Linked DNA regions of Homo sapiens: region 1 is linked to region 2. Evidence: read pairs that join two places in POLR2A ChIA-PET (ENCODE). Cell type or tissue: B cell. All regions are shown on one strand. Links, peaks and the distances in the headings refer to the core of each region. The heading gives the core; the rest is flanking DNA.

Region 1 (9,160 bases), core at 5,504-8,003, 190 kb after region 2:
CCTTTATAATCCCTCCCTCCCTTGTCCCAGCTGTCTTCAGACAACCTTCTGTCACTGCAGATTGGTTTGCATTTTCTAGAATTTGATATAAATGGAATAATATCGTATACATTCTTTTTTTGTCTGACTCTTTCACTCAGCATAAACATTTGAAATACATTCAGAATCTGACCACTTCTCCCCATCTCCAGTGCCAGCAGTGCAGGCCAGGCCACCCATCTCTCACCTGAATAACTGCAATAGCCTTGTCATGTTCTTGCTTCTGCTCTTGCCCTTCCAAAGTCATAGTCTCAATAGTAGCTAAAGCAATTGTTTTATGAAATAAATGTGGTCATGCCTCTCCCCTGCTCATAACCTTCCCATGGCTTCCCATTTCCAAGTAAAATGCAATTACTTTTTTATGGAGTACACTGTCTTATTTAATTTTACTCCTCTGCCCTTTTACCCTCATTTCCTAACACTCCTCCCTTGCTCTGTTGGTTCCACTCAGATACACCAAGCCTAATCCTGCATTCGTGTATCTGCACTTGCAATTTTCCGTCAGCCTGGAATAATTCCCCAAATAGTCTGCCTGGCTAACTAGTTTCCTCACTTCATCGTGTCTCTGTAACAGTGCCATATCTTACAAGTGAGGCCTTCCCTGATACCCCTACGTAAAACAGAACTCCTTCTCATGACTAGCTGGCTCATCACTGTGCTTTATTTTTCTTTAGAGCGTTTACCACCTGCCTTATGTTTATCTACTTTACTGCCACCCAACCTCCAATATAAGCTCCATGGAAGCAGCGGATTTGTCTGTTTTGTTCACTGCTGTAATATCAGTGCCTAGAACAATGTCTGGAATATATAAGGTACTCAACAAATGATTTGTTGAATAAACCCACAGATCTTCACACATTATAAATATATTATGCTATTAACCTAAATAAAGCCTCCATAAAATGAATAGTACCAAAAGGGAATATACCATGAAAACAAGGCATTTGGTGTCTTCCCCTCAGTAGCATCCTTACCGCCAAGGACAGAACCTGAAATGTATTTACTGTTGAATGAGGGTGTATTTGTTGCAGAGGGAGTGGATGAAATAGCATGTATTTTTTCCCAATATACTACCAGAATATTAAAGCAGATTTAAAACATGATTTTATCTTATTTCTCCTTAGATTAGAATTAATAACAATTAATTGATGAAAAAAACAAAACTCCAACATGATCTAATCGAATATTATTACTTTACAAAGTGAATAATATTCACTTTGACTAATATTTACAAAAGCTTTTACATGAAAGGTCAGAGCTCTCTGTTACTGAAGAACTAGCTACTTAAGTGTGTAGATTTTATAGGGTTTTGATTTATTTACATTTTTGAAAAAATCATTTTCTTAAAAAGATATTGACAAGCCTGGTGGATAATTAGAAGACAGTTCTCAGCTGACCATAGTGAAGGTAGGGGTGGTGGTTCTTCCTCCTAGCATATATAAAATTAGGGGATGAATCAGAATTCATTTTCACTCATAGCGTTTGAATATGTGGCATTGATGTTTAACATAAACTCTAATCCTACATGTATTATTTGGTAACACTTCAAATGGAATTTTCAAATGGGTAAAGATTAAGTAAGAGTTAAAAATAAATTTGCCTAGTTTTGGGTGGAAGATACATAGAAATGTAACATTGGAGGGTTTCTGACCTCAGGGAATTTGCAGTCTAAATGAGAAAACAAGAGATAACTGAAACAAATAGGAGACATCGCAATAACATATATCATTGTAAACTTGCCATGGTGCCTAGCCATGAACATCCAGAAGGTCTAACACTGAAGTTACCAGTAAGAACCTAGAATCTATTGCCAATGATAAAATCTATTGCCAATGATAGAATCTATTGCCAATGATAAAATCACTCAGTGTTTAGAGAATGGAGTCAAACATTTATTGAGGACTATAGCTTCCATCCAAGATGGAGTAACAGGGACAGGATTTACCCTTTCACATTAAACATCTAAAAATCTGGACAAAATATAGGAAATACTGTCAGACATTGGACAATAAGCAATATAGAACAGTAATCCCTAAGATAAACTTGACAGATGAGATGAGTGCTATGATTGCCCTTGCTTACTGCCTGGAGAGTTTCCAGGACACAGCTAGGGAAGGGAAACTCAAATAGGAAATCTTCTTGAGTTAAAGAGACAGATTTGAGAGTTTGAGGAAGCCAATGTAGCTAGAGTTCACAGGGCAAAGTCCAAGAGAGGAAAAAAAAATGCTACACGGAGAAGAGAAAATTGTACAGAGAGAACTCCAGAGATCTACAGAGGATTTCCTTCAAGTCTTCAGCTGAGTAACAATAAGCATATGTGTGTGAGGAGCTAGCTGATGCCAGGAAAAGAACACCAGGGAGGAATGGAAGAGACAATTGTTAGAGTGCAGAACAGTTTGTATTATCACCAGCCAGAGTAGAAAAATCTGTAATAAACAGGGCATCAAGTATAATATTCAGTAAGAGGGAAAAATTAGCCCAAGATTAGAGGCTACCCTGGTCCTGCCTAGCAAAACTGAAAAGCAAGCCTTGAAAAGATCAAAATGCTTCCAAGTAAATTAACTGCATTCCAGAATAAACTTCTAGCATATTTAAAAGAATACAAAAATATCTAACACTCAACAAGGTAAATTCATGATGTCTGGAATGCAGTGAAAAATTATAAGGTATGCAAAGAAGTAAGAAAATGCAACTCATAATGAAGAGAAATCGATCAATAGAAATGATCAAAAATGACACTAGTGATGGAATTATTACACAAGGGTATGAACACAGTTATAGTCCATATGTTCAAAATGCTATAGGAAAGCATATGTATATAAAAGAGAAACAAGATATAAAAACAATCGAATTCAAACTTAGGTGAAAAAAACCAATGCCTGAGATAAAAAATACACTGGATAGGATTAACAAAAGATTGTATACTACAGAAGACAATATTAGTGAGCTTGAAGATGTAGCAATATAAACTCTTCACAATGAAACCCGTAGGTATGAGCTGACAGATGTACAAAGCAAAAAAAGAAAAACAAAAATTTTTAAAAAGACAAAAAAATCAAACAATGAAACACAAAGAGTAAAGAGATGGAAAGAAATGAATAGACCATCAGTGTGCACAACTTCAACCAGTCCAATGTATGTGTAATTGGGGTCTCTGAAGGAGATGAAGAGACAGAAAATATTTTTGAATAAATAATGAGTGAAGGTATTCCAAATTTGATGAAAACTCACAGATTCAAGAAGCCCAACAAATCCCAAGCACAGGAAACATCAAGAAAACAACACCAATGCACATCAAATTGGCTAAAACCAGTGGTAAGGAAAAAAACTTGAAAAGGATCTACAGAAAATATACATAATATATAGAAAGGAGCAAAGATAAAATGACTGTATACTTCTTGTCAGAGCCATGTCAGCCAGAACATTTTTAAAGTTCTGAAAGAAAAGAAAGGTGACATTCTGGAATTATATACCAAAGATGAGGTAGTCTTTCTTCAAAGATGAAGTAAAGTCTTTTCAATGAATGATGCTAAGACAACTGAATATCCATGTGCAAAAGAATTAAGTTGAACCCTACCTCCTACCACATATAAAAATTAACTCAAAATGGATCACAGACCTAAATGTCATAGCTAAAACCATAAGACTCTTAGAAAAAAACATAGGGGTAAATCCTGGAATAGGCAATGGTTTCTCATCTATGACACCAAAAGCACAAGGAACAAAGAAAAGAATAGATAAATTAGACTTTATCAAATATAAAACTTCTATGCTTCAAAGGTTACCATCAAGAAAATGAAGAGACATTATATCAAAACAAAATTTAAAAAAAGAAAAATGAAAAGGCAGTCACAAAGAACAGAAGAAAATATTTGAAATTAATATATCTGATAAAGGACTTGTACCTAGAATATATAAGGAACTCTTACAACTCAATAACAAAAAGATAAATGAATAACCCAATTTGAATATGGGCAAAGGGGCCGGGTGCGGTGGCTCACGCCTGTAATCCTAGCACTTTGGGAGACCGAGGCAGGTGGATTGCCTGAGCTCAGGAGTTCTAGACCAGCCTGGGCAACACAATGAAACCCCATCTCTACTAAAATACAAAAAAATCAGCTGGGCATGGCGGCATGCTCCTGTAATCCCAGCTACTAGGGAGGTCGAGGCAGGAGAATCACTTGAACCTGGGAGGAGGAGGTTGCAGTAAACCGAGATCACACCACTGCCCTTCAGCCTGGGTGACAGAGCTAGACTCTGTCTCAAAACAAAACAAAACAAAAAACAGAACAAAATGGGCAAAGGATTGGAATAGACATTTCTCCAAAGAAAATATTCAATGGCCCATAAGCAAATGAAAGGATAGATACTCAACATCATTAGCTAGTAGAAGAGTGTAAATCAAAACCACAATGAGACACTACTTCATACCTACTAGGTTGGCTATAATATAAAAGAGAATAACAGATGTTGTCAAGAATGTGGAGAAATGGGAACACATATACGTTGCTGGTAGGAATATCAAGTGGTACAGGCACTTTGGAAAATAGTCTAGCAGTTCCTCAAGAAGATAAACATAGAATTACCATATGACCCAATAAATCTACCCCTAGTTATATAACCAAGAGCAATAAAAACTTATATCCACACAAAACCTTGTCTACCAATGCTCATAATAGCATTATTCATGAAAGTAAAAAATGGAAACAACCTACGTGTTCATTCAACTGATGAATTAATGGTAGGTATAAAATATGGTAGGTATATCAATACAATGACAATTAAAAAGGAATGAAATAATGATACATACTACAACATAAGTGACCCTTGAATGGATTATTCTAAATGAAAGAACTTAGCCACAAAAAGCCCCATACTGTGTGGTTCCATTTAGATGACATTTTCAGAGTAGAAAAATCTATAGACACAGAAAGTAGGATGCCCAGGGCTGGAAGAGGTGGGAGCTCAATGATTGACAGATGAAGTGTACAAAGTTTCTCTTTGCGGTGATGGAAATGTTCTAAAATTGATTGTGGTGAAGGCTACACATCTCCATACTAACAACCATAGAACTGTACACTTCAAGTGGGTGGATTGTATGGTATGCGAGTTATAGGTCAATAAAGCTGTACCCCTCCAAAAGACTCTCATGTCAAAAAGTAAATTTCTAAATATGCAAAATAAAGCAAGACAAAATATGGTAAAATACATTTTCACATGCACAAATGCTGAAAGAATTCATCACTACAAGATCTACAATTCAAGAAATGTTGAAGCCCTTTAGGCAGAAAAAAATAACAGATGGAAATCTGGATATACGAAAAAGAATAAAGAATGCCAGAAATGTATATATGTGGGCAAATATAAAATATTTTTCTATTTAAAATATATAAAACATGTTTCTTATTTTAAAAATCTCTTTAAAAGATAATTAACTGTTTAAAGCAAACTAATAACAATATATCATGAAATATACACTATATGTACATTAAAATGAATGACAACTAAAGTATAAAACCAGGAGAGGAGAAATAGAAATAAAGATCTTAAACTATAGATGAAGTGATAAAATATTCCATGAAGGTATAGTATAATAAATTAAAGATATATACTATAAACCCTGAGGCAACACCAAAAAAAGCACAGAGTTATAGCTGTAAGCTCACAAAGGACATAACCTGTGGTTAATTCAGAAGTAGATGATAAAAGAGTAAAAGGGAAAAAAAACAGATGGGACAAATAGAAAGGAAATAACAAGACCCTGGATTTTATCAATCATATCAATAATCACATTAAATGTAAATGGTCAGAGGCAGGACTGTTAGATACAATTCAAAAGCAATACCCTACTAGATGCTGTCTACAAGAAAACACAATTGAAATATAATGACACAAATACATTAAATGTAAAAAAAGATAAACCATGCTAACACTAATCAAAATAAGCTAGAGTAGCCATATTAATATCAGACAAAATAGATTTAAGAGCAAAGAATATTACCAGAGATAGCTATTTCATAATGTTAAAGAAGACAACTCATCAAGATGATACAACAATTTTAAATGTATATACATTTAATAATAGAGCTTTAAAATTCATGAAGCAAAAAGTGATAAAACCTAATAGGAGAACTGCACAAATAGTTGGAGATTTCACCACCTTTCTCTCAATAATTGATTGAACAAGAACCCAGATAATCAGTAAGGATATAGAAGGCTTAACACCATCAATTAACTTGTCCTAATTGATATTTGTAGAACACTCCACCCGACGACAACAGAATACATATTCTTTTTAAGTTTTTGTGGAATAGTTACAACAATGTCATGGGCCACAGAACAATTTGAATTTTCAAAAATTCAAATTATGCAAAATATGTTCTCTGACCACATGGAATTAAATTAGAAATCAATAACAAAAAGGTATCTGGAAGATGTCCAAGTTTTAGAAACTGAATAGTATGGTTTAGCTCTGTGTCCCCACCCAAATCTCATCTTGTAGCTCCCATAATTCCCACGTGTTGTGGGAGGGACCTGGTGAGAGATTATTGAATCATGGGGTGGGTCTTTCCCATGCTGTTCTCATGATAGTGAATAGGTCTCACAAAATCTGATGGTTTTAAAAACAGGAGTCTCCCTGTACAAGCTCTCTTTTTGTCTGTTGCCATCCATGTAAGACATGGCTTGCTGCTCCTTGCCTTCTGCCATAATTGTGAGGCCTCCCCAGCCATGTGGAACTGTGAGTCCAATAAACCTCTTTCTTTTGTAAATTGCCCAGTCTCAGATATGTCTTTGTCAGCAGCATGAAAACAAACTAATACAGTAAGTTGGTACCAGTAGAGTGGGGCATTGCTGAAAAGATACCCAAAAATGTGGAAGCAACTTTGGAACTGGGTAACAGGCAGAGCTTGGAACAATTCAGAAGGCTCAGAAGAAGATAGGAAAATGTGGGAAAATCTGGAACTTCCTTGAGACTTGTTGAATGGCTTTGACAAAAATGCTGATGGTGATATGGACAATAAGGTCCAGGAGGAGGTGGTCTCAGAGGCATATAAGGAACTTGTTGGGAACTGGAGCAAAGGTGACTCTTGCTATGTTTCAGCAAAGAGACTGGCAGCATTTTGCCCCTGTCCTAGAGGTTTGTGGAACTTTGAACTTGAGAGAGATGATTTAGGGTATCTTGCAGAAGAAATTTCTAAAAGAAAGCATTCAAGAGGTGACTTGGGTGCTGTTAAAGGCATTCAGCTTCAAAAGGGAAATGGAGCATAAAAGTTTGGAAAATTTGGGTGGGCACAGTGGCTCACGCCTGTAATCCCAGCACTTTGGGAGGCCGAGGTGGGTGGATCACGAGCTCAAGAGATCAAGACCATCCTGGCCAACATGGTGAAACCCCATCTCTACTAAAAATACAAAAATTAGCTGGGCATGGTGGTGCACACCTGTAGTCCCAGCTACTTGGGAGGCTGAGGCAGGAGAATCACTTGAACTTGGGAGGTGGAGGTTGCAGTGAGCCAAGGTCGCGCCATCACATTCCAGCCTGGTGACAGAGCAAGAATCTGTCTCAAAAAAAAAAAAAAAAAAAAAAGAAAAGTTTGGAAAATTTGCAGCCTGACAATGTGATAGAAAAGAAAATCCCATTTTCTGGGGAGAAATTCAAGCTGGCTGCAGAAATTTGCATAAGTAACAATGAGCCAAGACAATGGGGAAAATGTCTCCAGGGCATGTCAGAGACCTTTGTGGCAGCCCCTCCCATCACAGGCCTAGAGGTTTAAGAGGAAAAAGTGGTTTTGTGTGCCTGGCCCAGGGTCCCTCTGCTGTATGCAGTCTAGGGACTTGGTGCCCTGTATCCCACCTGCTTCAGCTGTGGCTGAAAGGGGCCAGTGTAGAGCTTGGGCCATGGATTTAGAGGGTGCAAGCCTCAAGCCTTGGCAGCTTTCATGTGATGTTGAGCCTGCGAGTGCACAGAAGTCAAGAATTGAGGTTTAAGAACCTCCACCTAGATTTCAGAAGATGCAAGGAAAGGCCTGGATGCTCCGGCAAAAGTTTGCTGCAGGAGTGGAGCCCTCATGGAGAACCTCTGCTAGGGCACCACAGAAGGGAAATTTAGAATGGGAGCCCCCATGCAGAGTCCCTACTGGGGCACTGCCTAGTGGAGCTGTGAGAAAGAGCCACCATCCTCCAGACCCCAGAATGGTAGATCCACTGACAGCTTGCACCGTGCACCTGGAAAAGCCGCAGACACTCAGTGCCAGCCTGTGAAGGCAGCTGGGAGGGAGGCTGTACTCTGCAAAGCAAGAGGGGTGGAGCTGCCCAATACTATGGGAACCCACCTATTCCATCAGCATGACCTGGGTGTGAGACGTGGGGTCAAAGGAGATCGTTTTGGAGCTTTAAGATTTGACTTCTAGCCCCTTTGTTTTGGCCAATTCCTCCCATTTGGAATGGCTCTATTTATCCAGTGCCTGCACCCCCATTGTATCTAGGAAGTAACTAACTTGCTTTTGATTTTACAGGCTCATAGGTGGAAGGGACTTGCCTTGTCTCAGATAAGACTTTGGACTGTGGACTTTTTTTTTTTTTTTTGAGATAGAATCTCACTCTGTTGCCCAGGCTGGAGTGCAGTGGCACAATCTTAGCTCACTGCAACCTCCACCTCCTAGGCTTAAGTGATTCTCCTGCCTCAGCCTCCCAAGTAGCTGGGATTACAGGCATGTGCTAGCACAGCCAGCTAATTTTCGTATTTTTAGTAGAGATGTGGTTTCACCGTATCAGCCAGGCTTGTCTCAAACTCCTGACCTCAGGTGATCTGCCCACCTCGGCCTCCCAAAGTGCTGGGATTACAGGTGTGAGCCACCATGCCCAGCTGACTGTGGACTTTTGAGTTAATGTTGGAATGAGCTGAGACCTTGGGGAACTTTTGGAGAGGCATGATTCGCTTTGAAATGTGAAGATACCAGATTTGGCAGAGGCCAGGGGTAGAATAATATGGTTTGGCTCTGTGTCTCCACCCTAATCTCATCTTGTAGCTCCCATAATTCTTGCATGTTGTGGGAGGGACCTGGTGACAGATGATTGAATCACAGGGGCAGGACTTTCCTGTGCTGTTCTCATGATAGTGAAT
Region 2 (12,884 bases), core at 4,623-7,122:
ATTACAGTTGGAAGCACTAGTTGGCTTCATGTTGCTTATGGGATAAAATCCAATTCCTTAACAGATATGGGTTTTCCTACTCAGAACCACCAGTTATCTTTCCAGACTCATCCTGTATCTTTTCCCTCGCTACCTCTCCCCCAAATTACCTATCTTCTCATCCCTTCTGACAAAATCTAGTTTTCTCTTTAGAGCTTCCATGAAACAGACCTCCAACCACCCTGTCTTTCCAGTCTCTTCTTACTGAGTTTCTTTGCATGTGTTTTGCTTTGTACCTGGAATGTCTTCCTTCTGCCTCTTCAACTGTTATACTCCTACTCAACCTTCAGGACCATCACAAATGTGACCCTATGAATCCTCCCAATGGCCTCCAAGAGGAGGTAATGAGTCTTGTCCTCTGGCCTCATCCACGGCTTCATATCTCTGCAGTGTTAATGACCATATTATATGCTATATTTACGCATTTACATAGCTGTCTCTTCCCACAGTAATTTACATTCCTGGAGGGCAGGAAGTATACCCCAAAAGATGACTGTGCTTTCCAGTGATTGACATAGTTTGTGTCTGATAAATGACAAAGAGATAAACAAATCAACACATGAATCAACGGGGGGAAAAAAAGCCATTCAAAACAGGCAGAATTGTCCATTTTTTGAGATCTCCAAACAGAAGTGAATGACGATCTTCCACCATTGCTTTAATGAGAAGTGGGTGAGTGTGGGCCAGATGACCTAACTTCTGACTCTAAGATTCCAAGAGAATCTGCAATAAAGTTTGTGTATGTGTGTTAGTGTATTTTGCTTAATATAAATGAAGTCAAATTGGACTCTAATGTTATTATTTTATTTTACACCATTGAATTTTTAAACTAAGAAGGTATATTTAAATACACACACACACACACACACACACACACACACACCATATGTAATATACCAAAAATTGGTTCTCTGGCCCATGAATGGTACAAAAGTTCACAGAAGAAAGTTCACAGAAGTTCACTCACCTTTACTTGTATTATATGTAAAGGGTCATTCTCCAACTTGGACAATTTGAAAAATGCAAATTTAATCTGTTTCTATTCCAAAACAAAGTCAAATACAGAGAAAGAAGAATGATAAAACGGTAGGTAAAGAAAGGTAGGTGCTATAAGGAGAGAGTTAAGGAACTGCCAGTGGGACTAGAAAAAAAAAAAAAGATAGTTGATAGTAAGGTGAACAGAGAGGGGTCTTAGATGACTCAGGAAAGCTAACTGTCCAAACAGTTCCAAATCTAAAATTAATGTGTTTATTTAAATAATATATGAAATGGAAAATGTCAAGCCGCAAAACCACTAACAGTTTTTCCTTGACAAATATGCAGCATACGTAGCTAGAAAAATACCTCTTTTCATTGGAGAAGTTTCTCCCTATTGCAGGCTCGGGTACTTTACATGCCAGTGTAACATGAATCACTTCATAGAAGCAGAGGTGAAAGAATAAGCCTGAAAATAAAATCACTTCTAGTTACCTTAACAAAACAAATGTATGTTTAAAATATTAAAATCATTCAGTCTTGATGTGAAATGTAATTTTTAAATAAGAAAAATAATTGTTTTCGCCAAATCAACATGAAACACTTAAAATAGTCCATTACCCAACCAACTCGCTTTTCACCTTCCTCTTCCTGTGTATTCCTAGTCTAAAGAGAAAGATAACTTTCTTGCTTTTTTTTTAAGGTCCCAAAGAGATTTCAGTTTACAAAGGTAGATAACATTCTTTCTACACCTTCTAAGCATCAGTTTATCTTAAAAGCTGGACTTCCCTCAAACACTCCCAGAATGCCAGCATTCACATGTTCTTCAAAACATCAAAGCCATTTACCATGGACTTTTTGAATAGTTCATTGCTAGCTGCCCAAATAAGTGTGTTATGGTTGATAATAACCTTTTCTTGACAGCTAACACATATGACAATAAAATATACAGTTTTAAACAATAAAAGTCTTTAAACCAAAGTGTCCAAATAAAAAGTGTAATATTACCCAAAACTTTAGACCAGTAATTTTTCTACAATTTTTAAGGGGAAGAAAAGTTTGCCTTACATTTCATGTGGCATCTAGCCAGCAGATCTAATTGTAGGTTGGGAAGGGTGTAACTCGTAAGTGAAATGGGAGTCGGCCACCTTTGGCTAAATCTCATTATAATCTCAGGTATCCTATCCTATTATCCATGTAAGTATACTTATACTTGTCAGTTTTATTTCAAAAATATGATCCCTGAACTTTTGACATGTAAGCCAGTAATGATTTTAAATACTGCTGGGACAGGAACGCTGAAAAAGGTCGGATTCTTAGCAAAATTATGGAACATAATCATCAGCCCTCTCATATTTCCTCTGTGTTCCCACCCCTTGTTATGGTATTAACTAAAATTTGAGGTGGAAGCTGAAGAGGTCTTAAGCATTGATCCTCCCAGGAGTGTTCTTTTATTTCCTTGGAAAATATTCATTTAAAAAAAAGGCCTTCAAGAATTAATGAAATGAAGCATTAATAGTGGATTGACATATGGAACAGGAGGGCCTCAGTTTACCAGCACAGTGCTATGGTCCCAGGCCCTTCCACTCTTCCTCCCGGGAGGTGTGAAGCTCTGCAGAACTGCTGTCCCTCTGCCCATGTGCCCTTCCCCTTGTGTCCTCCTCTCCCTTCCCACCTCCTCCATGTCCCTGCAACTAACTGCTCCAGTGTCACCATACATCCTGAATTCCTACCTAAGAGTGAATGAATAAAAACAGATGTGCTACTTTGGAGAAGAATGACCTCTGGCCAAATCATAAACTAACTGAAAAGACCTGAAAGGAACAACCTAAATGATGAGCCCTTTATCTGGTCCTCAATTAAGGTCTAAGCACATGAATTCAGCCAGTCTACTCCCTCCTCCTCATCAAACTCCTTCGTGTTTGCTGAAGTAGTTACCCACCTACGGTTCACGTCAGACATCTTTCCTCTGTCCATTAGGGCTTGGCTGGAGAGTCTTTTGACCTGAATGATTTGTGTGAGCCTGCCTCAAAAAAATCAATTCTGGCAAATGAACTCAGAGTATTTACAATAAATAAACCCTATCATTCCGGGATGGATGACTTTCTGTTCTTGGACAGCTATTTTCTAGTTTGATGCTTCAGAACCACTGCCTGTGCCATTCACTCCACCCACCCCTCCTGCTGTCTTGTACCAGCATTAGACTTTGCTCTTGGGCTCCTTGTTTTTTTTTCTGGTTCTCACCCAGAGTCAGTCCTTCTTGCCCTTATTTCTTTAATGAGAATGATTTCCCTTCTGAAAATATGATCCAAAATATACACCGATTCTCCCAGGAAAAAGTACGTGCTCACACACACAATTTTACATACAATTTCAGTATGCTCATGGATGATCCTGTTAGGTCCATGATCCCTTATCTTGGGAAACTTTGACAAATTACATAGGCAAAGTTAACCCAATCTATTAGAGAAAAAGTATACCCTGCATTTATACATGCATATAGTTCATAGCTAAGTTCATTAGGGAACAAAGTTTGTGGGACTCTTCTTTTTTTTTTTTTTTTTTGAGACAGGGTCTCATTTTGTGGCCCAGGCTGGAGTGCAGTGGTACAATCTCAGCTCACTGCAATCTCCACCTCCCAGGTTCAAGCGATTCTCATGCTTCAGCCTCCTGAGTAGATGGATTACAGGTGCCCGCCACCACATCTGGCTAGTTTTTGTATTTTCAGTAGAGACAGGGTTTTGCCTTGTTGGCCAGGCTGGTCTCGAACTCCTGACCTCAAGTGATCCACCTGCCTTGGCCTCCCAAAATGCTGGGATTACAGGCATGAATCATCGCGCCCAGCCTGTGGGACTCTTCTTGAGAAAACCACACTATGAGAACTAACCCAAAGTCTGCTCACCTTAGGATACTTTGAAGATGTATAGAGTCAAAGATTCAGGCTTCACTTACTGTAGCTAGAGGAATGCCAACTAGTCTACAATTTTTGCTTAAGGCTCCATTTTTCTATTACCCAAAACATAATTTGAATTATCATTTCATTTGAAAAATGTCATGAATAGTTCATATTTCCTTTTCCATGCCTTTACCTTTCCTACATCATTTTTTTTAGAGGTGAGGAAAAAGGAAACATGATCAGGATAAGAAAATCCAATAGCATTTGTTAAATACCTGCGGTGTCACCATTCATGAGTTTCAGAGAGCAATTATATGACAACTCAGGTTGCTGAAGTATAATCGAGTTAAGATCATTCTCATGTAGAACAAATCCTGAGATGTGAAGAACTTAATGGTGTCATTATAATTACTGAGGATTATAATTAATTTTGGATTATGAGTGTCCATGAACTTGAAAATGACAGTTTAAGTGCAGTTTGGCTCTTTATGGAGACATTTTTACATTTATAGATTGAAATATAAGGAATATAGTGTTTTTTAAAGTACTTTCAAAGCCTTCTTCATAAAATCTATTATAAATCCCCAAACCACTAGTTAAGTTACTTTGAATCTACAAATTCCTGAGTAAAAGGAGAGTAGATGGAAAAGGAGAGAAATAAACAGAAATGTTGCAATTTTTGAAAAGTGGTATTTCTGTTATTCAACATTTTTGAGCATGCATACATTCTTACTACAGAACATTAAAAAGAGCATTAACAGCATGTTTGCAGGCTCAACATGTAGCCAGACAGAGTACAATGGAAACTACCACTGTGGGACATGACTCTGGAACCAGAGGAGGGATGAATTCCTGTCCCTCACATCTGCCTCATTGTAGCATCTAAGGCAGGATGAATGGGCTGTTGTCTTAGGGAATGAGGGACCAAGGACCCAGGGGCTGCTCCAGATCCGGTATTAAAGGAGGGCGGTCCTGGTTAAGAACAGGGCTAAGGAACATCTCCTGGAGCTGTTTCCAAAGCGAGCCTATGGTTTTCTCTTAAATTATAAAAAGTACTGCCCATAGAGTGCACTTATTTGGGATAGCTTGAGGAAGGGTGATGGAAGCTATCATGTGTGGGGGTGTCCTTAAAGTCCCACTCTGGAGCTTCTATTACACCTGCTTTCCTGTTTCTCCCACCCTCCCCATGCTGTTCTCAGAAATACCTTGCTAGCCACTGTTCGCTGGATCTCTCGCCTGAGCCACACCCTTCTCTGCTTCCTGCCCTTCAGTCAGCCTCATTTTACTGCTAGCATCACCTCTGCCTGCAGGTGCTGATGGAGGTGACCAGTCTTCTGGGTGAAGTTAGCTTACTGGAGCTTTCATCACCGTGTCATCAGGGCAGCTTAAGATTCTTCATTAAGACCACTTAATGTTGCCGGGTGTGGTGGCTCACACCTGTAATCCCTGCACTTTGGGAGGCTGAGGCGGGCAGATCACCTGAGGTCAGGAGTTCAAGATGAGCCTGGCCAACATGGCAAAACCTCATCTCTACTAAAAATACAAAAATTAGCTGGGCATGTTGGCGTGCACCTGTAGTCGGGAGGCTGAGGCAGGAGAATTGGTTAAACCTGGGAGGCAGAGGTTGCAGTGAGTTGAGGTTGCACCACTGCACTCCAGCCTGGGTGACAGAGTGAGACTCTGTCAAAAAAAAAAGACCACTTAATAAGTGCAATTATTTCAGAGGGGTTTCAGTGACCAACCCTCATGGTGACAAAAGTGGCTCACACTTATTGATTAGCTTCAATTAGTCTATTCATTCAAGGGCTTTGCATGAATCTACTCATTTAATCCTCACAATAACTAGACATTAATTTTGCTCATTCTCAAGCTTTGTAATAAAGAAAGAGTATGTATTCTTTTGAGTAGCTTCATTCATTCCACATTACTTTCTTTCATTTCTGTATAGCATTCCACTGAGCAAATGAGAACAGGATTTCCTAGCTTAGGTTTATATGAAGACTATTGTGTTAACAGCTCAACAGAGCAAGACAGGTTTTTTTTCTGTTTAATTCCAGCATGACTCATGTTTGAGTTACTAAAGTTCTTTAGACTTTTTTTTTTTTTTTTTTGAGACATGGTCTCACTCTGTTGCCCAGGCTGGAGGGTGACAGCAAACTCCTCCCCCCAGGCTCAGAAGATCCTCCCCCCTCAGCCTCTGAAGTAGCTGGGACTACAGGCACATGCCACCACAACCAGCTAGTTTTTGCATTTTTAGTAGAGACAGAGTTTCACCATGTTTGCCAGGCTGGGCTCGAACTCCTGAGCTCAAGCAATCCTCCCACCTTGGCCTCCCAAAGTGTTGGAATTACAGGCATAAGCCACTGCACCCAGTCAGGAATATTTTCATTACACTTTAAAAATTAAGATTTAACTGAAAGAAAAAAAGAGGAAAGCATTTAGGGTTAAGAGTACTTGTTTGTATTGAGAGTTAGTGGGGGAATTCTGAAGCTGTTCTGTGAGCCCCCTGAAGTTTTCAGGTGAATGCTAGATCTTAATAAAATTTAGCAAAGGGTATAGAAGAAAGGGCTTCAGAAGCTGAGGCCATAACTTAGGGGACAGGAAGAAAAGAAGGAGTTAAACTTTTAGGTCATTGTTCTCATTCTCTAGAAGTTAAATTTCCAATAACTCTTCAATCCCAAATGTTTTCATACCCACAGAGAAGTGTGCTAGAGATAAACTCTGAATGTGTTTGTTTAACCCAAACTTCTAGATTTGGATAAACTGACACTTGAAGACATAGAAACTTGGATGGTCAGTTTCTTTTAGTTACCCCTTTTAAGTCCATAATTTGTAAGAGAATGGAAAATAACCCCATCATTTCTTTTTTAGAAAAGAACAAAGAATATATTCTCCTTAAAATGTCAACAAAAGTGTATAATTCTCTTTATTCTTGCAGGAGTTTCCCCTTGTTCAAATTAAATAAATATTTATTGAGCATCTACTGTGTGCAAATCCCAGTAATAGGTACTTTCAGTACATATAAATGAGTGACAGACATTTCCTTCTATTGAGGCACTTAAGATTGGGAGAATAGGTGAGTTAAAAATACAAAGAATATCGACAGACACAGTGGCTCATGCCTGTAATCCTAGCACTTTGGGAGACTGAGGTGGGCAGATCACCTGAGGTTGGGAGTTCAAGACCAGCCTGACCAACATGGTGAAACACCATCTCTACTAAAAATACAAAATTAGCCAGGCATGGTGGCATATGCCTATAATCTTGGGAGGCTGAGACAGGAGAATTGCTTGAACCCGGGTGGCGGAGGTTGCAGTGAGCCAAGATAACACCATTGCACTCCAGCCTGGGCAACAAGAGCGAAACTCCATCTCAAAAAACAAACAAACAAAAAAACAAACAAAAAAAACCAAAGAATCAAAATTAAAGCTGCAGAAAATGAGGACTATCAGAAAGGCATGCACACACAAAAAAAGTGGTAAGGGAACCAAGAGAAAAGACTGATAAAATCAAATTTAGAACAGAGGAAAGATTTTATAGAGAACTCGGTAATGGCATTGGCTTTAAAAGACGGGCCGATTTTCATAGTAGAGAGAAGATAGGGAGCTGCATTTGCCCAGTGAAGAAAACAGTAAGGGCAAAGCTATGGAGACTGGCATATTAGGAAAACAATGAATAATACAACACATAATAATGCATAATAATAATACAAAAGAGAGATATGTGGACCCCTCCCTCCTGTGGTCCCAGTGTTCTGCCCAACACCATTTCTCCAAAAATTTATTGCATTTACTTATTGTCTTTGTTTGCTAGGGCTACCATAACAAAATACCTACAGGCTGGGTGGCTTAAACAACAGAATTTGTTTTCTGATAGTTTTGGAAATCCAAAATCAAGACTGTGTTATGGGATCTTTGGGGTGCCATTTTTCTGGCTGGAAATCTCTGTAGCCGGTGGTACCTTTGCCCAAGTTTTGCTCGGGCCTGCTGGGCTCTTTTCTCCTACTTGGCTAGGCAGGATGAACTTGTCTCACACTACTGACCTGGGTCCCATGCTTGTCAAGGATGAGTCAGGCGTGGAATGGTGAGGGGTGTGTGAATGAATCTGTGGTCCGGCCACTGCGCCCAGACAGACATGCTGGCTGCTGCAGTGGGGTGGGCAGCACCAGGTGCTGGCATGGGTGCTGGCTCTCTGAGAAGCTGCAGCTGAACCAGACGCAACACAAGTAGCTCATCATGGCTGGCACTGGGGAATATGGTGGCACCTGGAAGCTTGGAGATCCCAGGAACTGCAGGGCTTTAAAGAGGGAGTCACAGCCCTGGCTCAGGGAGCTCCAAGGTCTGGGATCCCCGAAGGGCCACAGCTCATCTCTCCTTTTCTTTGCCTGCAACATGGCAAGCAAGGGGCATGTTTCAGCTCTGTTTGCATTATAGCTCTTTTAGCCCCGCCATTCAATGGGTCCTGAGTTCTTGTCCTGTGACGAGGAAGAATGAGGTATGCAGACAAGTGGAGAGTGGGTAAGATGAAGCGGAGCTTTATTGAGTGATAGAACAGCTCGGTCTCCCACAGAAGGCAGCGCCTTTCTGTAGCTATGGTGTCCCATTGGCGAGTGTTCAGCTCCTGGCAGAGAGGAGACCCTGTTGTAGGAAGCTCCTCTCTGCAGACAAGTTATACCATTTTCTCTGCAGCTCTCAGCAGAGAGGAGTCCCTGAAGTGGGTAGCTCCTCTCTGCAGCTGTTCATCCCAATGTCTACTCAGCTCTGGATGAACCCAGGACTTTTATGGGCCTCAGAGGGGAGGAAGTGTGTGCCGATTGGTCCACAGGTGGCCATGGGTGGGCCGGGAAAAGGCACCAGGAGTTCCTACTCTGGTTCATGGGACTAGCAGTCCAGCCCACAGTCTTCAGGCCCTCCCTAGCCTGAATGTGGGGCCTCACCAGGGACCTGCCCACTTCTGCCCAGGAACCTGTCTGCCTTCAGCTGCCATCCATGGTATCCAGGCTGTAGTTGCCAAGGGGCACCTGCAGGCCAGTGCAGAGCTGCCCTTAGCCACCCTTGGCTTCCTTCCTATGCTTGTTGGTGCCCAAAGTCCAGAAGTGGCTGAGATGGCAAGAAGCTGGCATGTCAGCACTGCCCCAAGAGTGTGCACACTTGGCTGGGCTCCAACAGTGCCTGGGCTCAGCCTGACTTTGCTTCAAGATAGAAGCAGGTGCCTACAGCAGAGAGAAGCCAGGCAGTGGGAGCAGGCACTTCCAAGCCTGTGAGGGTAGGAGGAGGCCTTCCAGGGCCCCTAAGAGTGTAGAGATGCCTGGGTCTGCAGCCACAGTTTGGGCGGCTACAGCTGTGGGGGTGGAGGAGGGGCAGGAGGGGAGGTGGCTCCTGCCTGCTCCATGGAGCAGGAGGCCTGGATCTGCAGCCCTGGTTTGGGCAGCTGAAGCTGTGCATCAGAGGTTGGAGCTCCCACCTGCTCCCGGGCCCCAAGAGCACAGGGATGTCTGGGTCCGCAGCTGTGGCTTGGGCGGCTGCAGTGGCATCCAAGGAGCTCCTGCCCCAACTCAGAATGGGTGGGGCTCCCACTTCTCCCCAGTTCCTGCTGGCTTCATGGAGTGTGCAGCCCTGGCTGCGCCTCCCTGCTGCAGCTGGCATGATGGCAGCGGTTGCTACAAATGGCCTGCCACTGCCATCAACTGGAAGTCCAAGATCAAAGTGTTGGCAGGTTTGGTTTCTCCTGAGGTCTCTTTCCAGACTTGCAGATGGCTGTCTTCTTTCTCTCTGTGTCCTTACGTCACCTCTCCTCTGTATGTGTGCATCCCTGGTGTATCTCTCTCCTTTTACAAGAGCACCAGTCCTACTGGATTGGTGTCCTACCCTCATGACCTCATTTAACCCCTTTACCTCTTTAAAGGCCCTATCTCCTAATACATTCTAAGGTACTGGCGGGTAGGGTATCAACATATGAATTGGGGATGGGCACAATTCAATCCATAACACTTATTTAGTAATCTTCTGCTTATCATGAGGGAAGGGATCTGGTCTTGTTCATATCTCTACTCCATGTGCCTTAGTCCAATGCATGGTACATAAACATTTCTTAACCCACTTTTTGTTGATTTAGAGGTAGAGTGAAGACTATGGAGGTTGAAGTCAGGTGATGGAGAGATTTAGATGCTAAGAATAGGAGTTTAAATGCTTAGAATAAAGAAAGGGGCTGGGGGTTGTATGGTGAGAAGTACTATTCAAGAGAATTACTCTGTCAGCAATGTAGAGGATTTGTTGGAGGTAAGAGGAAAAGGAAGCAGGAAATTCTATCACTGTGGCCCAGGCCAGGGGCACTGAAGACCTGTTCCAAAGCTTGGATGTGACAATTGATTAGGAATGGAAGCAAAGGAGAGGAAGCAGTTCAAAAAAAAAAAAAAAAAGTTTGGGTTTTTAAACTTTATTTATTTTTAATTGACAAAAATAATTATGTGCATTTATGAGGTACAACATGATGTTTTGATCCATGCACACATTGTAGAAAGGTTAAATCCAGCTAATTAACATATCTAACATATCTATCACTTCATCAATTTATCTTTTTTCTTGTGAGATGTTAAAAATCTATTATTTTAACAGTTTTGAAATACACAATACATTATTATAGATCATTGAAACGTATTCCTTCAGTCTAAACTGAAACCTTGAACCCTTTGATCAACATTCCTTCGCTTCTCCCACCCTTCTCCCCCTCACCAGCCGATGGTAACCACAACCATCTTTCTGCTCACTGTTTCTATGAAATTTACTTTTTTAGATTCCACATATAAGGGAGATCACCCAGTATTTGACTTTCTGTGCCTGGCTTATTTCACTTAGCATAACTGAGATTTTTGAGCTTGATGACTTAAGAGAACAAGTCATGTTTCCATTCAAGTCAAAAGGTGGTGCTCAGGATGAATATGATGAGTTTGAGAAGCAGTTCAGCTACATGGATGCTACCTGAGAGATTTTCAATGTGGGAAACGAAAAGACAAGTTTAGTTCCTATTGCAAAAAAAGTTGAAAATGTGGGTCGGTTGTCCAAGAAAGAGCCGTAAGAGTAAGCTGCATGGTGGTCAAAACTTTGGCTGTTTTATTCACTCTTGTATACTCAGCTCCTAGTCAATGTCTGGCACATATATAATGTTCAATAAATATTTGTTGAATAGATGAAATAGGGATTGAGGAGTGATCTGCATTGCAGGCACTGCAGTGAGAGAGATGGTTGTTAAAATCGAAGGCATGAAAGAGGAAAAAGAGGGGAAGCAAGGAATAAGGCCAATTACTCCTACTTGACTTCAAATTATTTCTCTGCAAATTATGTGAAACACAACAGATAATTCTTATCAAAATCAAATAGAGAAAAATCAATCTCAGTACCTCTGCAAAAAAATACAGGCATTTGGGGGTGGGCAGGGTGTTGATAATGTGTTATCAAATAGCAACACCTAGTGATCAGTTCCGAAAACAACATGGGGATTTTTCAATGAGTTTTTTAGTGAAGTTTTTCATAGAACTCAGACATGCAGAAAAGGAAACTTATCGAAATTGACCAGTTTTGCAGGTGGTAGTAACAATGATAACTAATATTTGTATGACACTTAATAACTTATAAAATGCTCTCTTATACTTTATCTCATTTGATAACAGATGAATATTGTGGTAGAATAAAGGTGAGGTTGATGTAGAGAAGATGGTTGGGGTCTGGGCTACTTGTTATGATTGAATCCAGCACAGTGGCAGGCAGCCAAAGAGGAAGGTTTGATTTCTGAACAGGTTTTACTCCAACAATTTACCATAGAGTGTACGCAGGTCCTCCATCTCTGCCTTTCATTGCAGAAATGGTGGGTTATAAGCAGTGGTAGGCAAGAAAAGGGGGATTTAAAGAAGCATCTCTAAGGAGAGCCATGCAGCTACACACACACACACACACACACACACACACACACACACACGAATACGAACACATACGCATATATATGTGCACACGCACGCACGCGCACACACACACACCCTTTCTCCCTCTACCCACAGGTGAAAACTTAATCCAATTTGTCAGACCCTCTTGTTGATTTCCATTTGAACCTCATCAACCTTTTTAAATTTTCCTACTCTCAGTCCCTGAATCCTGAACTGCAGAGGCTGACTGCTCTGGGACTTGAATGCCAGTTCCAACACTTCCTTACTGCCTGACCTTGAACAAATCACTTAATCTTCTGTGTCTCAGTTTCACCACCTATAAAATGGGAGTAATAACAGAACCTACCTCCTAGGTTTGTTACGAGGTTTAAATGTGTTTGTATCTCAAGCACTTAAAAATTCCTATCTTATAATAAATATTAGCAATTACTTTTCTATCATCATATTCTAACTATTTATTTACATTTGATGCCTTTTTCCCTAAACTTCAGTTTCCTTGAGTATAGAATACTTTTTCCTTTTTTTTTAGAGATGAGGTCTCCCTATGTTGGCCAGGCTGGCCTCTAACTCCTGAGCTCAAATGATCCTCCTGCCTTGGCCTCCCAAAGTGCTAGGATTACAGGCATGAGCCACCATGCCCAGCCTCTTGAGTATAGAATATCGTTCATCTCTGAAACCCTAACACTTAGGTATGGCACATAGTAGGACTAGGTAAGCAGTTAGCTTCAGAGATTTCAGAGGAATAGCAGGATGTCTGAAGAGTTTCCTGGAATATGGTGCTATTTAAAGCAGGTCATATTAGGGGACCCAGGCAGGCTGTCCAGTCTAGAATTCTTAGCTGTCCTTAACTTGTGAATGGGCAGTCTTGGGTAGGCTAAAAAGGCACAGCAACAGAAATTGGAAGGGGATCCACGTACAAGAACTAAGGATAACATGGGCAAGATGACTCAGGATTCAGGAACAGGACAGAAACTTTGATAACAGAATTGGAGCAAATCCAAGGCTGGACTCTCACTGCATCTTTCCTGGATAGATTTA

What was found. Peaks named below come from ENCODE experiments on the same cell type or tissue, not always from the same donor. Only the 100,000 strongest peaks of a DNase experiment are listed, where the experiment ranks them.
Region 1: POLR2A ChIA-PET joins it to region 2 with 5 read pairs; 3 of 35 experiments call an interaction of 5 or more read pairs at or near these places.

Annotation. Positions count from the first base shown.
Region 1 is chr1:222,606,892-222,616,051 of GRCh38, reverse strand. No RefSeq gene overlaps it. Among named protein-coding and RNA genes, the nearest start is that of MIA3, 6.6 kb to the left of the region's middle. In B cell, for the core only: no CTCF peak of the experiment used is centred there; no DNase peak of the experiment used is centred there.
Region 2 is chr1:222,791,433-222,804,316 of GRCh38, reverse strand. No RefSeq gene overlaps it. Among named protein-coding and RNA genes, the nearest start is that of DISP1, 17 kb to the left of the region's middle. In B cell, for the core only: no CTCF peak of the experiment used is centred there; a DNase peak (open chromatin) is centred at 6,056.